2 separate regions of the Homo sapiens genome follow, and region 1 is linked to region 2. Evidence: chromatin loops called from intact Hi-C (ENCODE). Cell type or tissue: right lobe of liver. All regions are shown on one strand. Each heading gives the region's core, and the rest is flanking DNA. Links, peaks and the distances in the headings are about the cores only. Region 1 has its middle 85 kb from the start of LINC02205. Region 2 has its middle 130 kb from the start of LINC02205.

Region 1 (5,372 bases), core at 243-5,242, 44 kb after region 2:
GAGTTATGTAACCTCTCTAAGCCTCAGGCTCACCGTGAGCAAAGTGGGGGGAATACCTATCAGGAGAATGAATACAGGGGTTCAACAAGACTACAGATGGAAGCACCATGTAGTGATTTTGTAGATATTAAATAGCTGTCAGTCCCCTTTTCTCACGTGTAGTTTTTCCTGGGATCTGGGTAGCTCTGCAGCCCCACTTCTGCTCTCCACTCTTGAATCTCCACCGTTGGAACTTCATCTCTTCAGCATTTGATCCTTGTGAAAATACGACGTCCGTTAGGAGAAAACCTGGCGGGCTGTGCATGGTGAAAAGAGTGCAAAGTAAGGAAGGCTGGGGGACATCAAAAGCAAACTCATAACTACTCTCAGGCTGGATGGCAAGTAGATTCACCCTGAGTTCTCATGCCAACCAATTGCTAGAGGCTACTGGGGGTGTTGTATTGAGGATATTGTGCTGAGAAGGATTCCACGGTCACATCCAGCTTGGGGAGAAGGCATGCGTGATCAACTGGTGGTGTGTGTGAACAGGGCAGGGAAGTCCTTGGCTCTTGTAGGGTGTAGGGGCAGAGGGCTGAAGAGCCGCAGCTTGGGTGCTTTGGTTCTCGCCCTCCTGTGCTGAGGTTCCCTGTGCTCAGCACTCACTGGCTTGTCCCTCCCACCCTGATCATTCCTCCAGGAGGCCCTCCTGATTGCTCTTCCTAAGCATGTCCTGGCCTGTGCTTTCCTTTCTCCAGGCTGGTCTAGCCGCCTGGCTACCGGGCATTGATATTCCTTCACTGTAAGCCCAGCTGCTTCCAGCCAGAGCTGGCTCTTGCCACCAGAGGGAAACGGTTTTGAGCATGCAGCGCCATGCCCCAGAATTCTTCTCCCTGAGCCTCATTATGATATTGTCGATATTCCCCGCGAAAGGGCATCTCTCTCGACGCCTTTGCTTTTTTTATTAATGTGTGTGAAGGCAAGTCAAGCCTGATTATCATGAAGACAATTGCTGCAATCCCTCCTGGAGAAGGCTCATCCAGACTGTGTAGGCGGTTTAATTTCAGAGACCCATTAATTGGCAAAATTGCTTAAGCAGCTGCTCTCGGTGTCATTTCAGGACCACTTTGTGAGAAGCAGAGAGGAGGGGAGAGGGAGGGAGGAAGCAGGCTTCCCGGCGGGCCAGCCTGCCCAGCCCCGCATAGTCCCATTTTCTCTGGCAAACAGACACCAACGCTGAGGGAAGATATGCTATGGCTTGGGCTTGCTGCTGCCTGTGCCCCGCTCCTAGGCAAAGTCACTCGGCCCTCAGACCCGCATGCACACACTACCATTCTCTCTGCTGCCTCTTCCTTCTCCAACCATGTCTAGCCAGCAGCAAATTCCCATTCACTTTCAACATCCGGTTCAGAGTGGCAGCTCCTCCAGGAAGCCTCTTGGGATTTGATCCATCAAGGACAATTTCTTTTTCTCTACTATTACTACTTTTTAAAAAATCTGTCAACACTTATGCTATTTCAAATATCAGGTTGTATAATGGACAGGGCTCATGGTGTCTTTATCTCTCTACCCCAAGAACATAGAGCCTGTTATAACGAATTGACTGAATGAAGGCTTGTTACATAAAATGTGCAATGCTTAGGTTGCGGTGGGGAGGTCATACAGTTGTTCATTCATTCAACAAACATGCGCCAGCCATTGTGCTCAGAGTAAGTGATGTGGGGCTCATTCAAGGTCTGATATGCTATCAAAGGATATACAGCTGGGGACATTCTGGGTAGAGAGATGACATGTCCAGCTCAGCGGATTGAAGAACGTTTTGCAGGAGACAGGCTTAAGCTGGGCCTTAGGAAAGGGATGCTAAAGTATTCCACAAAGCAAACAAGTAGAAATAGAAAAATGTGTGTGCATATTCTGACTAATTCCTAGAAGACAGATAATTCTGAAATGAACATGCTTTTAAAAATTATTGGAGCATAGCCAGTATACATAAGGTGCATAAATGTTAAATGGATGCCTCACTAATTTTTATATTAGTATCCACCCATAACTGCCACCCAGATCAAGAACTAGAACATTTCCAGCTCTCCAGAAGGCTCCCTAATGCCTCCTCCTAGGCACTGACACCCCTCCACCACAAGTAACTCCTTTGACCATTGGCACCATAGATTAGTTTTGACTGGAATCACAGTAATCTTTCCCATCAGGCTTCTTTTGCTCAACCTTTTCTGTGAGACTTATCCATGTTGTGTGTGGCTTTTGGAACAAATGGGCTTTTAATAAATGCCTCCTGTGAACCCAATTCTAGCCACACCCAGTTTACCCTTCCTTCTTGCTAACAGAACTCCAATTTATAGGAGGTGGTAAAATGTGCAGCTAAAGGACTACATTTCCCAAGCTTCCCTGCAGCCAAGGGTAGCCAATGAGATGTCCGTGCAAGCCCCTCAGCAGGGCTCCTGGAAAACTCTGCAGGAGATTGAGTGGGCTGGGAGGCCTCTCTGCCTCCTCCTTTTTGTGCCTGGTATATGGATGTGATTGGAGCTCCAACGGCCATCTCGGGTCATGAAAAGACTTGAGAATAGGGCCATGCGATAATGTGGAACAGAAAGCTAACAGAGCCTGGACCCCTAATGGCATCCTGGAGGCTCCATGTGAGCCCTGGACTGCCTTCCTCCAGGCTTGCTTAAGCCACTGTTACTTTGGTTATTGGTTATAGGCAGGAGAACTTAATCCTAATAGTTAACCAAATTGGTGCATAAAACCTTCCGATGGCATGCAGAATAAAATCCAGATTCTTTGCTGTGGCTCATATAGTCCTGTGTGATATGGCTCCTGGCTTCTTTTCTGATCTCTTCTCCTTCCATTCCCCCACTTGCTATCCACTCACATTGACCTTCTTTCATCTCCTTAAATAGCTCCTTTTTTGCCCCAGGGTCTTTGCACAAGCTATCTTTCCGGTAGGAGCACTCTTTCCTCTACAACATCTGCCTGCTTTCTCCCCCTCTTTCAATTTCACCTTAAGTGCCGTCTCTTTAAAGAGGCTTTCCCTGAGCACCTGATCTAAACTAGACGTCCCTGGCACTTTTCATCTTGGCACTTATCCCACTTGGTAAGTGGCTTATTTGCTCAAAGCCTGTTTACTTCCACTAAATCCTCTGTACTATGAGGGCAAAGATTGTGATTCTGTTTTGTTAACTTTAAGGTCCCCCGAGCCTACCATAGTACCTGACACATGGAAAGTGCTCCAAAAACATTTTTGAATGAGTTAATAAATGAAAGAATTTGAGAGGAATACAAAGGAGACTATAGCTCCCAGCTCTACAATAAAGGAGACTACAGATCTCAGCTCTATAATAAAATAAAAGCAATAATGCATATAAGATACCAAGATGAACAAAACAAACAGAACTTAGAAACCAAGGCCAGATTGGTGGGTGGATATCAAGGACTTATACAAACATGAAATGTCCTGAGACTCCAGAAAAAGGGAGGGGAGAGTAATCAGGGAAAGCTTTGAAGGATGGGGACAACTATACTAAATAAAAAGGTGAAAAGCAATCAGCGTATGGAAGAAAGTCTATTAACTAGAATTGAGTTCATCTGTGAGTAACAGAAGTGCCAAAATAACAATGGCTGAAAGAAGACAAAAGTTTGTTTTACTCTCATATAAAAGAAATTAAGTTGCTAGGGACCTAGGTTCTTTCTATCTTGCTTCTCCACCATCTTTAGTGTATTGCCTCGTGGTTTAATATGGCTGCTTATGCTCCAGCCACTACATTCAGAATCCACACACCAGGAAGAAAGAAGGTAAAGTGAAAGGGACAAAGAACTTAGGCTAAGTTCTTTTACCATTTTGTTGGACAGAACCTATTATATAGCCTCTTCTAGTTTGAGAGGAGGCTGGGAAATATAGTCATGATTCTGAGCCCAGATAAATGTCAAGGCTCTGTTATTAAGGAAGGAGGGCAGAGTGGATGTTGGGGTAAGCCACTGTAGTATCTACCCTAGGACAGGGAAGGATGGTATGGGTGGAAAGGGTACAGGTGAGAACACATTGGAAGTGTTTGGGGTTGTGAGTGGAGAGGAAAATCCTTAGGAGGCTGATGTCAAGACTGTTTCTCCCAAGTAACCCCACTGATGTTTGTTTAATGCATTGATTCCAAAATGAGAGTGTCTTCCCGAGAGTCAAAATTATTCCAGTTTAAATAGCCCTGTAAGAGGGATTCAGGAGTCCCAGGCTCCAAAACTCAACCGTCCACAGCTATGGTGGGGCCTGAAGCAAGTTTCAGCCCCTCTCCAATCCTCATGGCCAGCCATGGTGTGGACTTCGGAGGTTACACAATAAGGCCAAGTCAGCTGACACGGAAGCAAAGAAGACCAGGCTGGGACTCAGAGAGATGAGACATGGTAATGCAGCTTTGGAAACCCAACAGTGATCCCTGAGCAGTCAAAGGAACATTTGCTGGAGACAGAAGGAAGAAAGAGGGCTCAATGCAGCCTCCAGCATTGCCTTCCTCTGGGGGTCTTTTATGCTCCTTATAGGCAATATTTGCCACCTCCCCTTTTCTTTTCCTGGCAGAATCACAGAGACCCAAAACAAAAAGTGACTTTGATCTGCTTAAGGCCACTCAGTGAAGAGATGACAAAGCTCACCTTCGGCCCATATCTCTGGATTTTGCTCTACTGCATTCCCTACCACACTAATTGTCTTGCCCCCATGAGGCAGAGTGATGGTTGGTATAGGACTCTTGTGGCCCCAGAGCTCCAGGATGTCTGTGATGTACCAAATCACCCCTCCATCCAGTTGGGATTGGGCCCTGGGTCTCTATAGCTCCTCCACATCAGAGGGGCAGACAGCCAAGGGACACCCCGCTTCGCTGAGGAATGACTGCATCACTGCATGCTCTCATGGTCACAACAGCTTTCCTTCCAAAGTGGGAGGCGATCAGTCCCCATCTCCCCAAACCCAGCTCTGGGCATGAGACACCAGACCAAGAGGGCATAGCCCTGCTTTCCCATCCCCAGGAGGGGAGTGGGCACATCTGCTGCTCCTCTGCCCAGTAGCCTGCTGAACTCAGCTCCTGGGGGCTACATTCCCCACCCTAACTCCCACTTAGTGGGGCTCATCTGCTTTCCTGGCTTCTGCCCATATCCCTGGTCAAAATACCTGGCTCAGCTGAACCTTGTGATCAGCAGTGCCCTTGAGAGTGAAGGAGCAAATGGTCAGTGCTCAAATTCCAGCTCTGTTACTTGCTAGCTGTGTGATCCTGGGCACTTTAGTTAACCTCTCTGAGCCTCACATGTAAAACAATCATGATACTAACTCACTCACAAGATGGTTGGAGGGATTCAAAATTAACCTTCAAACAAGACCATGTATCATCACCGATCATTCT
Region 2 (5,372 bases), core at 286-5,285:
ACTTTCTCTCTCTTAGCAGTGGAAGCTGAGCACAGGGGAACCCTGGTCTGCAGGAGCTGAACTGGCCTTGGCACCCACACCTGCCTGGGGACAGCCAGGAGGAGCTCCACCCACTGCTAGCCAAGCTGTCCCTCATGACCATCATGGGGCAAGGGCTGGCCACCTATGGAGTCAGCCAAGTGGGTTTCTTGTGCCTCTAGGAACATCCAGTAAAATCTCTTGGTTCCCAAATTAAAGAAGCCACCATTTCGTGAGTGCTTCCTATGGGCCAGGCTCTGGGCTCAGCCCCTAGAAGCATTACCTATTTTAATGCTCCAACAACAGCAGGCACAGTTATTGTAACTTAATTCCCCGGAGAGCACACAGAGCATGAGGGGACTTCTCAAGGTCCCAGAATAGGAGAAAGGCAAGGCCAGGCTTAGACCCCCCGACATGCCTGCTGTTGGCCCCTGTCTCTGCTGCCTCCCCCATACTCTGTCCCTAGACTTTCCTCCATGAAAACTGCTTTTCAATTTAATTTTTGTTTAACTTTTATTTTATTGGGCAACACTTTATCCTATAAAATAGACTGAGTGTTCCCTACACGAGAACTGCTTTTGTCCTCGAGTGGAGTCCAATGAAACCCACTGAATTTGTCACTGATAACAGCTGAAGGTGTGCCCTTCCCAGGGCCGTTCGCGTGTCCTATACTATATTCTTCTAGGCCCAGACAATACATCTGTGATGGCAGAATTTCAAACAGACAGGGAGTGGAGCAGATCACTTTGATTTGGGAATGGGGCAGCCCAGAGGTCCCGCAACACCCCCTCCAGGAGGCTGCCTCCTCTGCTGTCTCATAAAGCTGCCCCATCCGCCCGCCACAGTGAAGCAATCAGACCCTCTGTTCCCTTGTTCACTGCTCACCTAGCTTGGCTCCGAGACCAGTGTTGTAGACCTATTAATTATCAGGATAATTACGGACGGGGAAATCCAGACACAGATACAATCAGTGCCCTCCTCCACCTCCCCGCACACGCCCCTCCCGGTCTCCCTGACATCCTGGTGTGCACTGTGTTCCCCTGCCATCTCCACGCTGCGGCTCCTACTAGACCCACCCCTGCCGGTGCCAAAATGCCCAAAGGAAGGCTGAGTCATGCTCTGGCCTGCCCAGCCGCAATAGTCATGCTGCAACTCCCACGGAAAACCTCCTTTCACCCACTCCAGAGGTCTGAGACACCCTAATGGGCCAAGTCCTTTCCCCTCACCCATAGAGCTCAAACTGCCTCTCACCTTGCCCCCTTCCAACTCAGGCTGTAGAAAACACTGGATAAAGTAAGGCTTACTAACCAAGCATCCCTGCACCTAAAAATGGACCGCTTAATTTCAGGACCCCCTGAAATTGTCAGCAAAAGTTTCTCTGTGCACATCTGTACATTTAGCTGGGAAGACTCCACAGCTTATATCAGATCGTCACAGAGTCCCAAGCCCCAATGGGGTAAGAATCTCTGAATCTAACATGTCACAGAGACCACCCCCTATAACACTTTACCAAGAACTTAATCCTCCATGAGCTCGCCTAATGCCTGCTCCTCTGTGGACAGGCAAGCCATCACTTGGGTTGGGAGCACCAGCCTGCAGCCAGACTACCTGGGTTTTTCATCCCAATACTGCCACTTTCTAGCTATGTCACCTCGGTTTCCCTGTCAGAAAAAAATGAGACCACATGGCATCTTGGTTTCCTCCTTGGATCACTACAGGGAGTGGCAGCAGCCTGGCTGCTCCAATTGGAACTTAAAAATCACTAGGGATCATGCAGGTCATAAACAAAAGGAAGAAGCACTACTATGGACTCAGGCTGCAGTTACAGTCAACAACCCTCCCTCCACCAAGATCAGCACAGAGAGTCTCTCCCCAACATCCTCATATCACAGCACGCTCCAGGACTGGGGAATCCCTGAGGATGGCTCAGGGCAGCCCAGCCTCCTTTCTGAAAACAGGATTCAGAGCTCATAGAAGCCTCCCTGCCCTGGGAGTCTCAAGAGAGCACTTAAGCACAGACACCTGGTTTAGCTTGGTAGGCACCCCTAGCCTGCGGAGCTTACCCCCGCCGCACACATCTGGAGAGTCAACCATTACAAAGAGAAATAGCAGGACTGGTCCTGCCCCTCCGGGATGGTGCCGCCAGTCTAGAGTAAAATGCCAAGCACGGGCTCAAGACTCCTGCTGAGGCCAATGGTAAGCCAGGCTGCTTCAGGAAGGGAGGGAGGAGAAGGGAGGGAAGAAGAGAGGGAAGAGGAAGGAGGGAGAAAGGGATGGAAGAGGGAAGAGAATCAGAGAGGGAGGGGAGGAGGAAGAGAGAGAAGGCGGGAGGAAGGAAGAGAGGGAGGGGAGGAGGAAGAGAGAGAAGGCGGGAGGAAGGAAGAGAGGGAGGGGGAGGTAGAAGGGAGGAGAGGGAGGGAAGGAAGGAGGCTCTCCAAGCCTCTTCAAGCCTCTCCATCCCTCCCTCTTCAAGGCAAAATATACTTTCTCTAAAAAAAAAAAAAAAAAAAACAACAAAAAAAACCCCCCTTCATCCTTTTCCTTTCTGAACAAGAGCTTTGTAACACTAGATGGTTGATCCGAAAATAACTATTTAGCCCTTAGACAGAGGTGTTTTTTAACAGGAGAAGCTGAGATATTTTGAAAGCCACCCCTGAGGCGAGAAAGTTGTGCAGAAGGCACTAATTGTCAACGCTCCCCAAGGACAGCCTGCCTGTTCCAAGGCAGGAGGAAAGGGCCGAGCTGTCAGCGCCCGATTCCTGGGGGAGTCTGCCTCGCCCGCGCTCAGCCAGCCAGGCCAGCTTCCTGCCCGGCATGGAGGAGATAAAACACAGGAACACAGACGATCTTACATAACCGAAGCGGGACTGAACATTTTCAGCAAATTACCTCTGTTATGAGCTCTGCCATAAAATCGCCTCACAAGTGAATTTAGTTTTTCTTCCCTCCGTGCCCAATCAATTAGCACATGAGTAATACCAAGCCCATTAGGACAAACTGATGCCGGGGGAGTTATGTCATCTGCTATAGAAATGATTGCTTAATATACCAGTTGGCTCCGAGGAGCTCTTAGCCACACACAATCTTGCCATAATCGATAGCAACAGTCAAACAACGCTGTTTCCAACGAGAACACTGCTGGGCAGAGCCTGAGCCAGAGCCAGTGTCGGGGACACAGAAGCTGAGTGGGCCCCAAATACCAGCTCCCTCCCTCCACCTTCCTCCTCCAACCTCCCCTCCCTGCTGCTGCCCTTCAAAGCCAACAGGAGAAGCCTGATGGTGGCTCAGAGAAATAGAACCCCGGACAGGTGGGGTGGGGGCAGCGACGGTGAGAGGGAGTGTCACTGTGGGGGCAGGGGAGTGTGCAGAGAAAGCCTGGAAGACAGGGCTTGCCAGAGCCTGGGAGTTGTGGGAATTCCTATCCAAGAGAAAAAGGAAAGGCATGGAACTCTTTCTGCCTCCATATTTCCTAGCAACTGCAGAATGGGCTTTCAAAAGGAATATTGAAAGATGTGTGAGATTAAACCCTCCGTGGAGCTGAGCATATGTGCATGCTCAAGGCATGTGTATGTGTGCACGTGTGTGGGCACATTCACACATATAAGCATAAACAAGGACAGGTGCCCACACCTACAAGTATATGTTTACATGTATGCATGTACAGTTGGTGGGGTCAGCATGGAGGGCTCTGTGTGTGTGTGTGTGTGTGTGTGTGTGTGTGTGTGTGTGTGTGTGTGTAGCTACTGGAGTACTGCATACATGTGTGCATATGAGTATACATTTGTGTGCAGGTATGTGCATGTGTTCCTATTATCCTAGAATGCAGCCGTCCTGCAAGATTAGCCGGCCTCCCCTATCACGTTGTTCAATCACAATTCTGGGCTGCAGAAACCAAAGGTAAAAGCTAAAAGCCTTTTCCCCAAGATGATAGGGAAGAGAGACAGCGAACTGCAGCTGGCAGCCACCTGAGCGTGGCATCATGGAAAAGTACCAGCTTGGTTTTGGAGCTAGATCGCCCTTGGATCTGGGCCCTGCCCTGCCATCTAGAAGGGCAAGTTCTTTAATTTCCCTGGGCCGCAGTTGCCTCATCTGTAAAACAGAGATGTCAGCGTGACCCCAAGAAGGCTAGGCTAAGGGTTGGTGCGCAGAAAGCACTTAGCAGAGCCTGCCAGAGGAAGCATGCACTCAACTCAGCTATTGTGATTCACTGCTGTGCTCCTGCCATCTCCTTGGTTGCCCAGACAAGGACCCAGATCTCCAGCCCCTCCCTGCTCCAGGCGAGGCTGAGGGAGCCACTCCATTTCCCTCCTAGCACCTCAGAGAAGAGTTGCCATATCCCAGAGTGTGAGCACATCTCACTAGCAGTGTTTGCAGCCTTAGTCTCCACCCATCTCCTCTGGGCAGGCCCCTCGCCCCCTGGCTAGCTGGATGTCTCGCTGGCAAAGTAATTCTTGGCCTCCATAGTCAGGCAGAGCTGCTTTCAACTAGCTACAAGCCCATGGGCCGGGGGCAGAGAGGGTGAGGGCCCAGCTTACATGGGTGAACCCAGGAGTCTGGCATCTCACACACAGCAAAAGAGACACTGGCCTTGCAAACCTTAAATCCTTTACAGATGAGGAAACAAGTTCCCAAGGTCAGCCAGTGAGTTAGAGCCAGGGCCCGCATCAGACCCAGAGATGTGGGTGTGGAAGTGGGATTTTGTTCCCATGTCAGTGGCAGGGTTGGGGGTAGGGGAGGCTGGACCACAAAGCATGCTGGGAGGGAAAATGGACCTGTGGCTATGAGGAGGGGCAAATTAATAACTGGGTATTGTGGGGAGCAGAGGAATGGGTGCAGAAATGAGTGTCCAGTCCTCTGAAATGTTCCATGTTTAGAAGCAAGTTGAGTGCCCTCTTTTCCTCCCTAGCCTCATTTTACCCATTCATAAAATGGAAGAATGGACTCTCTAAGCCTACTCTCTCTCCCATGTTTGATGCTCTGGGACTGGGCTGTCGGGTCCCTGGGACATGGTTGCATGAGCTATAATCTTGCTAGCAGCCGTGGATGGAGAGGTGGGAGTGGAGAGATTCTGGGGTGGTGCAGCTGTGCTCCTGCCCTCCGCTCCTGTTGTAGTGTGGAAAAAAGTATTCTTCCTACTTTCCGAATCACACACAGGCAACTGTAGAGAGGCAACTTGGTAGGGAGACAGGACGTATCCTCCAGCCCCTTCCCTCACTGACGGTGCAGCCGCGGGTGTTGTGTGGTCCCTCTACCCCTCTGCCCATCTTAGAGGGCATTAAGGGTCGCACCTACACCAGGGTGGTTAGGAAGATTCAGAGAGGTTGTTGCATCAAGGGCCTTTTAAGTACCGGTCT

Evidence for each region. A loop is a pair of places that touch in the nucleus more often than their neighbours do. Peaks named below come from ENCODE experiments on the same cell type or tissue, not always from the same donor. Only the 100,000 strongest peaks of a DNase experiment are listed, where the experiment ranks them.
Region 1: a loop joins it to region 2, with 2.5 times the contacts of the local background. A loop is called at or near these places in 2 of 110 quality-filtered maps.

What each region holds. Positions count from the first base shown.
Region 1 is chr15:70,418,207-70,423,578 of GRCh38, forward strand. No RefSeq gene overlaps it. Among named protein-coding and RNA genes, the nearest start is that of LINC02205, 85 kb to the right of the region's middle. In right lobe of liver, for the core only: no CTCF peak of the experiment used is centred there; a DNase peak (open chromatin) is centred at 3,077; H3K27ac peaks cover 255 bases.
Region 2 is chr15:70,374,187-70,379,558 of GRCh38, forward strand. No RefSeq gene overlaps it. Among named protein-coding and RNA genes, the nearest start is that of LINC02205, 130 kb to the right of the region's middle. RefSeq lists enhancers at 3,794-4,295, 4,296-4,795. In right lobe of liver, for the core only: no CTCF peak of the experiment used is centred there; DNase peaks (open chromatin) are centred at 2,785 and 3,115; H3K4me3 peaks cover 811 bases; H3K27ac peaks cover 1,099 bases.